Linked DNA regions of Homo sapiens: all the other regions are linked to region 3. A link is a loop called in an ENCODE intact Hi-C map of the cell type or tissue named here. Cell type or tissue: ascending aorta. All regions are shown on one strand.

Evidence for each region. Hi-C counts contacts between places; a loop is a spot of excess contacts. Peaks named below come from ENCODE experiments on the same cell type or tissue, not always from the same donor. Only the 100,000 strongest peaks of a DNase experiment are listed, where the experiment ranks them.
Region 1: a loop joins it to region 3, with 2.8 times the contacts of the local background. A loop is called at or near these places in 3 of 110 quality-filtered maps.
Region 2: it touches region 3 in a loop (2.2-fold over the local background); 2 of 110 quality-filtered maps call a loop at or near these places.

What each region holds. Positions count from the first base shown.
Region 1 is chrX:32,528,280-32,533,279 of GRCh38, forward strand. The region is part of intron 17 of DMD (dystrophin); the gene reads right to left. Among named protein-coding and RNA genes, the nearest start is that of MIR3915, 53 kb to the right of the region's middle. In ascending aorta, a CTCF peak has its summit at 2,689 (motif pointing right); no DNase peak of the experiment used is centred here; H3K4me3 peaks cover 357 bases.
Region 2 is chrX:33,082,101-33,087,100 of GRCh38, forward strand. The region is part of intron 1 of DMD (dystrophin); the gene reads right to left. Among named protein-coding and RNA genes, the nearest start is that of DMD, 130 kb to the right of the region's middle. In ascending aorta, no CTCF peak of the experiment used is centred here; no DNase peak of the experiment used is centred here; H3K27ac peaks cover 663 bases.
Region 3 is chrX:33,208,824-33,213,823 of GRCh38, forward strand. It overlaps DMD (dystrophin), which reads right to left and starts at 2,726. Exons shown (of 79, transcript NM_004006.3): 1 at 2,459-2,726. The coding sequence starts at 2,489. In ascending aorta, no CTCF peak of the experiment used is centred here; a DNase peak (open chromatin) is centred at 2,758; H3K4me3 peaks cover 4,093 bases; H3K27ac peaks cover 2,641 bases.

The DNA of each region.
Region 1 (5,000 bases), 680 kb before region 3:
GCCTGGGCAACAGAACGAGACTCAGTCTCAAAAAAGAAAAAAAAATAACATAGCTATATATGTGTGTGTAAATCAGGCACCACAGGTTTTAATCCCTAATTTTTATCTTTCTGGTATTTTCTTGGGTAAATTAATTTCTTCGATCTTCAGCGACTTCTTGCTTTAAATTGTAAAAATTTAAAAGCTGTTATCAAACTGGTCCTGAAGTAAAAACATACTGTAAACCAAAAATAAAAGGCTAACTCCCCCTCCAAAGGGACTTCCTCCTCAGCCAGGGCTCTTAAAATTTAACCTGAAAGACTGGTTCAGGCCAAGAAGGGAAGTGGGGGTCAGACATGCCTCATTATACCTCTCTGACACTTACATCAACACAGACTTTAAGTCTGATAAGAAGCACTCTACAGCCTCTTCTCTCTGAAGCCTGCTAGCTAAAAGCTTCATCTACATGATAAAACTTTGGTATCCACAATGTCTTATCTCAACCCAAACATTCCTTTCTATTGATCCCAGGTCTTTAGACAAACTCAACCAATTGTCAACCAGAAAATGTTTAAATTTACCTACAGCCTGGAAGCCCCCACCCCCACCCAGTTGTCCTGCCTTTCTGGACCAAACCAATGTATTTCTTTTTTTTTTTTTTTTTTTTAATTTTATTTTTTTCAGACGGAGTCTCGCTCTGTTGCCCAAGCTGGAGTGCAGTGACACAATCTTGGCTCACTGCAACCTCCGCCTCCCAGGTTCACACCATTCTCCTGCCTCAGCCTCCCGAGTAGCTGGGACTACAGGCGCCTGCCGCCACGTCTGGCTAATTTTTTTTCCCTATTTTTCATAGAGACGGGGTTTCACTGTTTCAGCCAGGATGGTCTCGATCTCCTGACCTTGTGATCCGCCCGACTCAGCCTCCCAAAGTGCTGGGATTACAGGTGTGAGCCACCGCGCCAGGTCAAACCAATGTATTTCTTAAATGTACTTGATTGATGTCTCATGCCTCCCTAAAATGTGTAAAACCAAGCTGCACCCCAACCACCTTGGGCACATGTCGTCAGGACTTCCTGAGGCTGTGTCACAGGCGCGCGAATTCCACCTTGGCAAAAATCAACTTTTTTTTTTTTTTTTTTTTTTTTTTTTTTTTTTTTTGAGACAAAGTCTCATTCTATCACCCAGGCTGGAGTGCAGTGGCACAATCTCACTGCAACCCCCGCCTCCTGGGGACAAGCAATTCTCGTGCCTCAGCCTCCCGAGTACCTAGGATTAGGCAAAATCAACTTTCTAAATTAACTGAGACCTGTCTCAGATTTTCTGGGTCTACAATACAAATGCTTTTTAAAAATTACTTGTAAATATGTTTACTTACCTCTCTAATTAAAGAGGTTTTGACCCAAGATACAAAAACTGAGATCAGCTTTGCTTATATTGTGGCTTTCATATTCCAATTACATTAGTCTATTCATCTAGCAATCAAATTAAATAAAATCTAAAGATGTTATAATTCCCAGTTATAATAAAAAGCCTATAAACTCTTCAGTGGTTTACACAGCACCTGGAACAATGTGACAGATGACAGAGGACTCTGTCTTCAGTTAGTGGAAACTGCTATATTAACATTCCTATCAAAAATCTATTTTTCCTTATATTTGCATGGTCTCAAATGTATTTCTAGTTTTATATGTGTAATTTTAAGCACATCACTCATAAAATAATATGTTTCAGTACAGTAAAATTTAATGATTTCAGATTGCACTGAAAGGCATCTTTAAAAGATACTAAAAAATCAATTTCTGTGGCGTTTACCTTGTCCTAAAATATGCCTATTTAACATGTGCCTCAAAAGCTGAATTCTAGTCCAAGCACAAAATATTGTCCTTAAAATTGTACATCTTCTTTATTATCAATTATGGCATACCGAATTATATACTTAGTATGTTTAAAAATTCTGCTTTTTAAAATACATGCCCTTGCATACAAATTGAATGATTTAATGTTTTAAGCTATTAATGCCAAAAATGTCTGAGTTATTTGGTATTGATATTCATCTTGGCACCCATAGAATCGTTGATTGCAGTGAAGAGAATAAAACTGCTGTAAAATATTGCTTCTCTGCACAAAGTAAAACTTACCTAAAATATTTTGACGTCTGGTAGGTAGAAATGATGTTAAAATAATCTTCCTACCTTAATTTGGTATTAAATCTTAATCATTTCAAAATTCATTGGTAATATTTATTTCTAAAGTGTGACATGATTGAACAGATGTCACATTTATAAGTTTTGTTTAAATATCTTTGAGAGAAACAACCTTAAAAATTAAAAGGTAAGAAACCCCCACAAATTCTAAAATGTCAGATACTGCTACATTAGAGGAATTAGTTATAAAGCCAAGGAGTGTGAAAACACGTGGGCAAAAACTGCATGACCCAGAGGATGGGAAATAAAATGCTGCTAAGCCACAGATGCCTAAAGCCTATTTTTCATTTTCAATAAATTGAAAGTCCCTTTGAAACACACTTCTGTGCAAGAAAATCACCTTAACACAGGTTAATAGAAATATTCTCTTAAATGATAGATGAAATCCTGTCAGAGTAATAAATCTATGATCATACAATATAATATACTCAAGTTGAAAATCCTGAGTCATATATTTTAAAATCAAATGTAAAGTTTATTTAAAATGATGAAACCCAAAAGCTGCCTATGTCCTTATGATAAATAAATGTGGGTCACTAGAGGGCGCACATTCCCTTTCAGAGCTTGTCTTCAATTTGGCTTCTTTCGTTTTCTTATCTGCATAACGAAAATATGGTGACAAATGAAATTTTCATGGAAGTTTTACTTACACAGAAATATAAAATGTCCAAAGATATAGATAAAATAGTGTACAAATAATATGTAAGTAAGACACTCTCAGATGCACTGTTAAAATGCCTTCAGCCATTTTGAGGTACACACAAAAGTACCTTGAAGCCATAATACATAGAATCCCTTGAGAAAATATGTCCACAGTTTGGAGAGTCATGCTTAGTTCAAATAATTTAGTAAAATTTTCTGGATTATGTAGCAAGTAGTTTTCCTTCCCAAGTTCATTGATTTTAACTAATTTTTGAATGTTTAGTTAAATATGTGGACACTCGTACTCTAAAAATCTGCTTAAAATTATACTCCTAAATCACCTAAAGTTTTTTAAAATGCCAAACTTTCATTCAAATTTAAAGAACAGAAAAGAGACATATATATCATTTTAAGCATCTTAATCAGGTCACAGGCTTTCAAAAAGAAAACTTAATCGCTCAAGAAACCTTGTATGTTATCTGTAATAGCTTTTATTTTTGCAGATTGATCATGAATAGAAAAGTTGAAGATCTTCATTTAGTTTCAATACACAGTGAAGCACTGAGTCAAGACTCAAGAACAGGTCTGTCTGAATCCAAAGATTTCTACAACACTACATTTTTCTTTTGTTCCAAATAAACGAGAAACCCATCTTAAAAAAAAAATAAGGATAAGTCAATATAGAATTACTGTTCATTGCTACACAGTACAGTAATTTAGTGGTTTTGACTACGCTATCTTGGATTATATGAGAATTTGATTGAAGTCTCTAATATCAGGATATTAATTCTGAAATTTTTCATTAAAATATGATCCTTAGTTGTATACTTTGTACCCTAATGGCAATATAAAATAATTTATTTCCCAATTTATTATTACCTTGGAATTTCCCTTAATTTCCTAAAATCCTCAACTTTCTAATCTGATGATACAATTTCTCACATCAGAGAAAATATTAAGCATAGATGAAAAAAGTTACTACTTATTATATAATGTGGTTAAGACCATGGTGAGCTCCAAAAGTCTTGCACTTGGAAAAAAAAGTTCAATTATATGGAAATTCCACTTATTTTTGATGCTGAAAAAGACATCTAAATTTTAAAGAAATCTTTTCAGTGAAAAAGGTCTCTGTATTTAAAGATAATCAAGTGTTGCCATGGGACACTAGAGTCAATGATACTTCAGAATGTAGAACAGACATAATCTAGAATAAGTGCAGCTTCCATAGACTTTGGCAAATTCTTAAGGAGTCCCAGTCAAGCATTTTATTTCAGCTAAATAATTTGATGAAATCACCTTTAACTTATTACAACATAGCAAGGCGAGGAATTTCCGAAGGCAACACCCTAAGCTAGGCTGTCTGGGTTCAAATCCTAGCTGCGATGCTTCCTGTAAACTATGTGACCATGAGCAAGTCACTTGAAATTTCTATGACACATTGTTATCATTGGCAAAGAGTGACAATAATAAAACTTACTTCGTAATGCTATTTTAAGTGTGAAATACATTAATATGTAGCAAATACTTGGTAGAAGCCATATACATATTAGCTATTGTTATTAATATCTTCCATGATCCTTTTTTAACTGGCTTTAAGCCCTATGCCATTTCTCACTTTCTCACGTGTGAGAGTAGTCATATTTGTTTTAGTGTCTTCTTAATGACTGATAAAGTAAAAGCCACAATTGGAATAACAAGAATAAAAACTGCAAACACAGCTATAACAAAGACAATGAAACATATAAACAAAAATCAACAGCAAAATAGTCTCATTTTACCCATTAGTGCCGGAATCCCCAAAGTATGTTCTATGGGACAAATATGGTCTGCCATCTAATTTGGTAAATAAAATTTTACTGGAACTCAGTCATGCTCATTCATTTATACATTGTTTATGGCTGCTTTCTAGCTATAGCAGCAGAGTTGAGTAGTTTTAAAATAAATTTTATGATACACAAAACCTAAAATATTTACTCTCTGGCCCTTTAGAGAAAACTTTTCTTTCCCCCTTCCCAGTCTATGAAACCAAGGTAAGATGGCCTCTCTCTCCCAACTCTCAAGTGAGATCAAAATGATATGGTTCACAGTAGCCATATCATATTTCTCTCTCTCAAAAATATGCAATGGCTCCCCATGACCAGAAGGTTTAAGTCTACATGCCTTAATCTTTTATTG
Region 2 (5,000 bases), 130 kb before region 3:
AATGGAGAAAAATAATTCAGTCGGCTGAGAAGAAAAAACTTTTTCCAAAAAAACAAGTTCCAAGAAGAGAAAAACATAAAGGCCTTTTAAATATATCTATAGCTTGTTTATCCACTCTTAATTAAGCTGACTTTTAACCATAGTGCTCTTTAAAAAAGAAATTCTTTTAGATCTCTTATTACCTAATTTTAGCCATGCCAAGTGGACAATATTTTTAGCTTCTGAACTTTACCAAAGGAAACCTCCTAGGTGCTGCAAAGACATAGTAAGAAGTTTCTTTTTACAAGATTTAGAATCTCCACAAGGTAGTCCAGAGAAAGGAAAATTCAAGAGAGGAAATCAGAAAAGAAACTTAATAAATGGCAAAGCTACACAAATAACAAATCAGAAAGGAATCATTCCAGAAGCCAACAATTGAACCCAGGCCACCACTGTCAAAAGACAAAGCCTTAGCTACTGAGCTATATACAGCGTTGAGAAATTTCTACTGCTTTTCCCAGAAGGAGCCTAGAGAAGCCAGTTTCAGGCTTGCAAGGCTTTTAACTGCTCAAGAAAAATCTTAGGAGTAACTATGACATGAACCCCAAAATTCCTGTCCTCTGGATGGTAGAAACCAAAAGAAAGTATCCCCACATGGTCACAAGGTTAAGCTCTTAAGGACACAAAACAAGACAGAGAAATTTCATAGAGTATTGGTTTCAGGGACCTGTAGCAAAGTTTGTAGCTGACCAGCCTCCCAAGCTGACTTGAAAAGCAGACTTATGGGTGTCCTAACCCACGTTCTATCACGTGATATCCCTCTCTCCATTACATAACACAGAAAGACAAATTCTTAGCACAAACTACATCAGATGTGCTAAGATTAGTCTCACAAATCCTTCTTTCTATTAACCAAACCCTTGCAGAGGAGACAAATAGTTTACTATTTAACAATGCAGAGAAAGAGAGAGAGAGAGAGAGAGACCAGAAACTTGACTGATAAGAATTTCTTACCCTTATTGCTGGGATGCCAGGTTTCTGGGTTCCCTTTCTCTGCAGCTTCCAGAAGAACGGAGTGGCGTCTTACGACCCTGCTTGCTTGTGCTATAGCTGTGGGGTTTAAGCCACTTTACAAGATAAAATCACCCTTTACCATTTTATGGAACCATAAACAAGATTCTTAATTTGCAAGATTCTGCCCAACGGGCTGCATGGGGAACTGAATTAACATTTTCCAACCCAGCAAAATACACATAACAAAACAGACATTAGTCACCTCTTTCCGCACCCAATATCAGCCTGGCAAAGCTCAAAATTTTTCATCTTGGTCCCTGTTGTCTTTGATCCACACCAGGTGGGGACGGATGACCTCTGAACGGTAATTCACAATGAGGTCTCTGGGCAAGGGAAAGAGCAGATAGTCACCCTGAGAGACAGGACTGTTGAGCCTTCTTTAGAGCTCACTGAATGTGACCAGACAAATAAGGAGGGTTCTCTGAGTTAGGCATGCTGGACTTCTATCAGCAACCCCTTCTGAGATCCCTTTCACATATTTAAACACATGCAAAGACAAGAGGGACAGAAGGCCTTCCAAATCAGATCCCTAACCAAGAAGTCCAAGAGTATCCCTTCCAAACTATCCTCCTATTTTCTGTATGAGAAACCTCCTCAAAATCTTCCTGATTGAAGAGAAGTCTCCCAAACCAGTAGTCTTCCTACTAGTTAGAAAGAGCGAACTGAGACCTCCCAGGAGCTGAACAGACACCCCACAATGGAGTAACAGACAGAGACACCCCATGCTGGATCTACAGACACCCCACAATGGGGCTACAGACACCCCACCATAGGGCTACAGAACCAGTCAGGAGAATGAAGCAGGCATTGGCAGCACCTAGGATACTCACCAATCCAGACACCCCAAAACGGAGCTACAGATAGACACCCCACCATGAGGCTACAGATACCCTGTAATAGGGCTACAGTTAAGGGACATCTCCCCATGACTATTTTTCCATTGCAATTAAGTCCACGCACATTGGGTTGGAATACCCCACCAGTAGACAGAGTAACAGAGTCAGCCCCCAGTCCAAGAGAATTAGGCAGCCACTTGGGCTGCCTTCTGGATCCATCACTGAAAGGGGGCCACCAAACAACAGGCAGGTAGCCACAGGGGCAATCCTGGGTGAGCCCCCAAATTTGTAACCACCCAAGGGGTTCACCTTGCCCACTGCCTAGACAGAGCTGACTCAGCAAGACAGGGGAATTGCAATGAAGAAAGAGTAATTCATGCAGAGCTGGCTGTGTGGGACACTGGAGTTTTGTTATTACTCAAATCAGCAAATCGGTCTCCCCAGGCATTCGGGGAACAGAGTTTTTAAGGATAACTTGGTGGGTCGGGGGAAGCCAGTGAGCCAGGAGTGCTGACTGGTCAGAGATGAAATCACAGGGAGTTGGAGCTGTCTTCTTGCGCTGAGTCAGTTCCTGGGTGGAGGCCACAAGATCAGATGAGCCAGTTTATTGATATGGGTAGTGCCAGCTGATCCATCAAGTGCAGGGTCTGCAAATTATCTCAAGCACTGATCTTAGGAGCAGTTTGGTGGGGGTCAGAATCTTGTTGCCTCCAGCTGCATGACTCCTAAACCATAATTTCTAATACTGTGGCTGATGTTAGTCCTACAGAGGCAATCTAGTCCCCAGGCAAGAAGGTCTGCTTTGGGAAAGGGCTGTTATGATGTTTGTTTAAACGATAAACTATAAATTAGTGGAGGTTAGAAGCAAGATGGAGTCAGTTAAGTTAGATCTCTTTCACTGTCTCAGTCCTAATTTTGCAGTGGTGGTTTCAAAACCCTTATACTTTATTTTACCATAAACAAATGAGCTTTTAGTAATGAATTCTAATGACTGCAATGGGGTGGGGGTGGTGAGTTAATTGTTATCAGTTGTACAAGGTTGTTTTATTGTAGCTCAAATGTTGGAGGAAAGGGAAGCTTTATGGTATTATGTTTCATTAAACTAAGATAGGCTTTCAGAATTGTACAAAACATTTTTAAACCTATATGTATTACTGATGATTTAAGTGAGTGTATCAGGGAAATAACTTGTTTGGTGAAAAATGGAATATGGCCTGAAAACATAACAACAACTTCGTAAGTTGTCCATTTTCTCATAAAAATAATATTGACTTACTTATATATTAAATTAGTGATTCAATTTCTAAAGGCCTTACAAAGATATAATTCAGTATTTTATGGTAATTATTTTCTAATTAGAAATTTACTTTTACTATAGCACTAAGTGCCACCAGTATTAATTATTGTTATTTCCTTACACCATACTTGTTCCTAGTAAAACAAGCTTCAGCCACTGTTCTCTATAAAATATGGTGTCTTCTAGATGGGAACAAGAATATTTTACAACACATAACCTCCCATTTCTAGGGTTGTGACAAAATGCATTTTATTTCAAATGGCACGCAATATTAAAACAACTCAGTTTATGTTTCATTAATCAAGAATTCAAAACAACCTCATTTTGTAAATCCATAATATGCAAACTTGGCTACAGACTGTCCAATCAGATTTTATTCTCCTTTCAAGTCAGATTTTCCTTATCCTCTTTACTTACACTATCTTACCAATAGGCTGTCAGATGCTAGTATGTTCTGAGACATTCAGTATCTCTTATCACTCACCACTCATATACTCTCAGGGATAAAATTCTGTAGAGGCACTCAATTCGCATAGAAACAACCATAAAACCCAGTTTTGCAAATATTAAGTTAGAAAACAATTGGCATAGCATTACACTATGGTAATACTTACTATGCACTCCTAAAATTTAGTGTTGATCTTATGCCATGATGTAAAAACAAAAAAAGAAAAAAAGTTATTAGTACAAAGAGAAAAATGTCAGATGTGTATAATATAACCTCTGATTTGACTAAAATATGTGATAACATTCACAAGCCAGAATTGAGTAGAGCTGGCAGTTCACAGAAGGCCTGAAGCCTAGATGTAATCAATGACATAGCTGAACTTGATAAATCAACACATTTACATAAGGAAAATATCCCTGATTATCATAGGATTGAACCTTCTAAATTATCTGTTGACAGTCAATATTCTGATCATTTTCTTCACTGTGAATTCAGACAGACTATCATTCAAAGGTTTGCTATACAGAAAGAGAAAAATACCAAAATGCTAAGGCACAAATATCAAATCTCTTTCCCATGAAAATCAGATAATTTAGAATTTTTTAAAGTTAACCTTGAAATGTGACTATGTAATTAAAAAAAATAAAATACTTTTTTGTGATAAGTCAAAAACTAATTATAAGGTAGAACATTTGCTAATATAGATTTCAAAGCAACACCTGTTAATAACATATGTTCCCATTTTAAAAGTAGGTAACAGAAATTAATAACTCATAGTTATATAATGGGGTTCCAAGATTTTATAGTATGAAATGTGGTAAAAGGTTTGGTATTTATTATAGGATGTGAAAGGCCCCCTAAAGCACTTTTAATTACTCATTCATGAATTGCTAATTAATACTTCCAAACTAAAATATTAAACACTTTAGAAAGACTGACCCAATATTAAAATCCAAGCTGTTAGATTTTAAAGTGTATGTTAAAAAATATTTAAACTATAATATCTCTTAGTGTATATATACACACAAATATCTGTTTTCATATATATGTTTATATATATTTTATATATGTATATAATATATATACATAGAGAGCGATAGAGGGAGATAAAGGAAGGGGGTTTTGTTTGTCCAATATATTTTAGCTGACCACATCATTTTATGTATTTTTTTATTTAAAGGGCCAAGGAATAAAATAAGAATGCGAAGGTAGAATGCAGCACTTTATCCTCAATTAGAAAAATGCAGAGGAATTTAAATAATTAGACTTTTCCACAAATGTTATGTTTGTTGCCAGGAAACACAGGTGCTTCTAAACTCACTGCTTTAGGCCATGCAAAATTTAGGAGACAGGCCAATTCCCCTCC
Region 3 (5,000 bases):
GGAGAAGGAAAGTTTGGGAAATGACTTTGTTTTACTCTTGAGATAAAATTTTGATGAAAGATAATAAAATAGAATTTTGAAAAACACCTGATGTTTCCAAGACAATGATTTTAATCTCTTTTATTAAACTACACAAGTGGTTAAAAACTTGACAATTTGTTTCATATGTAGCAAATGACATGGAGTACAGGGATTTCAAATGAATGCTATAGGAATAAAGAGGAAGCTGTATTAATATCTGTGCCCAAATGATGAATTTGCAATTCAGTACTGTCTAGCTGGAATAGTGTCAGCCAACACCTTTTTCCCCTTAAATAATGTAATTATGCATAGAACACTTTGTAGTCTTTTTTTAAAGTTTAGAGTAACATCTATATGACATACTCTATTGTATTTTTCATAATGTTATGTCATGTAAGATACACCAAAAGCTTTGTATTAACAGTATATCATCAATTTAGATCAGCAATCTCTTTTTCGTAGTTAAGATGTCTTTAAAAGATTCTGCAGATGAAATTCTAAAAGGTGATTTTATTAGACCTCAGATGACTTACATCATTTAAATATATTCAAATGAAATGTCTATTTGCAGTACACTATTTGAATAATTCTTTACAATGCATTATTTGAGTAATTCTAAAAGTGAACAATACAATATGTTTGACAATACAGTGATCTCTTTTAAAGGGTAACTGTTTTGGTTAAAAAACAACAAAACGTACTTTTGTAAGTTTATCAAACTACGGCAAATTTACAAACTGGATTCAAATGTCAAACATCCAAGTAGCAGTATGTTGTCAAACAGCAAAATTTAATGTATAATATAGCCCTGAGTATATCTCCGTTTTTTCTTACCAAACTCATTGTCATGTTGCATAGGCATTACTTGATGATTTTTTAAATGCAGCGTGAAAAAATCCTACAGGGCATGTCCCAAAAAGATTACCTTTCTTCGCATTCTAAGAATTGAAAGTTATTTGAATATCTATGACAAAGCAGAGTGTAGATTTACCTTGCTTAATTTCAGCAGAATTGCATATATTCTTTCAAAATTGCTCTATATACTTGTATATGATGTTAATTATGTAGAATATATATATATATAAAATCACTAGTGATTTTGATGGTATTTATGTTACATATATCAAAGAAATAAAAACAAAAAATAAAAATGTGTGTGTATATTGCAAACAACAGATATATGCCATGCATATATTTGTAATGATAGTAAATATAATAGTTTTTCAATCTAAAAGTAATAATGATGTCCACCAAAAGAAATTTATGAAGCAAGCCAACAATGTAAGTAAATATTGTATTATAAAGTCTGGTAGCTTTTAATGTGACTCAATACATGGACAATGTTAACTTATTTCCACAAAGTTTTCCCAGTGGCAAAACTTCTGCCTTTTTTTTTAGTAGTTGTGGAGCATTACTTATTTGGAGAGATTTATTTTTTCATTCTTAATTATAGGCATTGCCCTCATATCTATTTTAGAATAACTACACTCCACAAGTCAAAGATGGGTGGGGAAGAGATAAACTCCCATCTCTTCGGGACACACAGTCCTTATCATATATTATTTTTACTGTTGTGCCACAGTCCATTTTTAAATCCTTCATTAGTCATCATGACTTTCTTAAAAATAAACGAAATAGTTGTATTTCTATATGAAAGACAAACTAAAAAATTGAACTGAAAAGCTGGCTCATAATAGACATGAAACAACAAGGTGACTTTACTACTAAATATAATTAGGAGTTCCTCAAGTTTGTATGTCGTTTACCCAAGAAATCATCTGATCATTTGATAGCATAGATCACATCATTATTTGAAATAATTATCATGATATGCTACAGAAAAGAGCATTTGAAATAGTAAATGTGAGTAAGAAACATTAAAATTAAATCTTTATCAATACTTTTCACATCCTTCAATTATCCGTCCCAACTCATTTTATTCTTTATTTTATCCATGATGTGTCAGAGAAACTTTTTCTAACTTTTAGGCCTCCATGTAGTTCCTATACAGTAGTTAGTTCAATTGAGAATATATGTCAGGTCAGTAACCTTTATGTAACTGTTACTAAATACGGAAGTATCAACTAATCAAAATAATAACTCAGATATACAAACTATCTCACAGCAATCAAAATAAATCTGTTATAGTCAAATGACATTCTGCATATTCTATTACTGCAGTGGTTTGTTAATCAAGAAATCATGTGTTTAGTTCTATCGCAAAGAAAAACTTTTACACTCCATTTCTGTTGAAAAGTTTTCCCAATGAAAAATATATATTCCTGAATAAATACATATATATATGCAGTATATATAACATTTATGCTTCTTTGCAAACTACTGTGATAATTTAAAATCAATCTACCTAATTAGTGAGCTTGTCACAAACTAAACGTTATGCCACAGTAAAATATATTTTTAGTTACTTTGTACTTACAACAGTCCTCTACTTCTTCCCACCAAAGCATTTTGAAAAGTGTATATCAAGGCAGCGATAAAAAAAACCTGGTAAAAGTTCTTCAAACTTTATTGCTCCAGTAGGCTTAAAAACAATGAGAAACCAACAAACTTCAGCAGCTTTAAAAAAAGTAACACTTCAGTTTTTCCTATTCGTTTTTCTCCGAAGGTAATTGCCTCCCAGATCTGAGTCCTGTAGGGGGAAAGTGAGTGATCCCAACACTGAGTGAGTCAACACAGTAACTGATGCCAGGATTCTGTAGAGGCCCCCGGATATTTCAAATTCCAGGACCTGCGCACAAGCAAGTGACCCGCCTTCTCTCTCAAGTTGGTTTCCCATAATAGGACTGTCCATGGTCACTACATATAAGGTTGTGCTTCCAGCATGGCAAGCTCTGTGAATTCAAACAATGCTCAACTGTGTTCTGATTAATATCCAAACCAGAATAGCACAGTGGACATAGTACTTGCTTTTAAAGCCTTCTAAACACAAAAACTATTCAGTACAAAAGCATAACAATACTTTCTGTAACTTTCATGTGAATTTATTAACAGAGCAGAAAATCCGGATTCAAAATTGACTTTTAAATGCCTTTTTTATCCTCTCAACAACACCAAAAATTTCACTCTACCAAATAAAAAGGAATGCCCAGAATAATCCATGCATTTGTTATGTATCCACTGTCTACCAAAGTTATTTTTTCCCCTTGGGATTCAATCAAAAGTTATGTATTGATGATGCCAACAGTCTGAATAAGAGAAGCAGCAGCAGAATGCAGCAGCTGAATTCTGAAGGCAGAATGTGTGTGTGTATAGGTCTCATGGGACATGTTTTCCTGCTAAAATAAAGAATACTCTTATAATGCAGGAAAGAAATTTTTCTCAAATCCTAAATTTCAGTTGTGAATTATGCTAAAACTTCTTTACTAACAAATTATTCTTTCTTCCATTTCTCTGGTGCCAATTCTTAAAACACCATTTTTTTAGACATTGAGTTAATGATCATTTAATGGTTCTGAATAGAGGCTTGTTTTCTGTATTAAGTGAATACAGTTGTATTATGTCATTCAGCATGTAAATCATTCTTTGCCAATAGAAAGCTTCTTCATCTTGTTCCTTATTACTTTTATGCAACAGGCGAGCCCAAAATTGATAGAAAACATTGGAAACATTTTTTAAAGAAAGATATTCTTTTTATAGTTATAATAATCCCTACTAAAATTTTTGTTTGAGTGTTTTTATTGTACCATTTGTTAAAGTGACAGACTCATTTTTCTATGTCAAACATTCAACTGCTTGCGACTGCAATGAGTAATAGATAAAAATTAAAAAAATATTGAGTCAGACTGTGATGTTTACCTTAATAGTTAATTGTACATTTTGTGTTTTAGAATATTATTGTCATAACATTGCTATTTTCCCCAGCAAAAGGTGTATGAGATAAAACATAAGGCCTAATTTTAATTTAAAACATTCTTTTCCCTAGGTCACCTCCTTTCCTCTCAGTGTGGTTGTCTAAATATGCATATAAGCAAAATTTTCATAAAACAACATAGAAAAAATGAAAAAATTGTTTTGGGGCTGATTTGGCTCTAAGTCTGCATGTTAGCATCAGTGTCCCTCTATGCTGTGAGGTACAATATTGCCCAGAGTATAAGTGCCCTTTGTATCTTGCACTGTGAGTTTTCTACAAACATAAACCCTTGTTTAGGCCAAGGCGTGAATACAACTTGTCGGTCCCAAACCAACATCAATATCACGTGGGAACTTCTGAGAAATGCAAGTTGACACGAGACCTCAAAAGTCAGAAATTCTGGGGTTGGGACACAGCACTCTGTGTTTTACCGGTGATTCTAATGCATGGTCAACTTTGAGAAACCCTAAAGTGTATGTTTCTAAAAACAACCGTGGTTCTAAATGTAACAAAGATGTGTCCTGGGTAATGTCTAAAGCACCAAATCCTGATAGATCTGAATGCCCTGAGATACATTTAATTGCCATTCAGCCTTAGTTGATAATCAGAATTTATTTGGCACCTATAATGATTTCTGCATTGTGTGGAATGCATATACTTCCCTTAAGATTTTATAATCCAGGTGCAAATATATGCTTACAATAACTGGAAAAGTGAAAGGCACGTAAAATAAAATTTAGACCGAACAAATTGAACTCCAGTTCAGACTGTGTCACCACAGTACTTTCTTGTGTCCCTTAATCACTTATCTTTCTCCTTTAGTCCTCAGAATAACTACATCTTGTAGGTCTTATTAGCCCCATAATAAAGGAACTTGCTCAAATTTCCATTTTTAATAACTGTCACAGAATTTTTAAAAATTTATTTTAACTTGTTATTTTCAAATACTTATAGATTCACAGGAATTTGCGGGGATAGTATACAGAGATCCCATGTACCCTTCACCCAGTTTCTCCCAAAGATTAACTACAATAACTACAATTCAGTATCCTACAATAACTACAATTCAGTATCAAAACCAGGAAACTGACATTGATATGTATACATA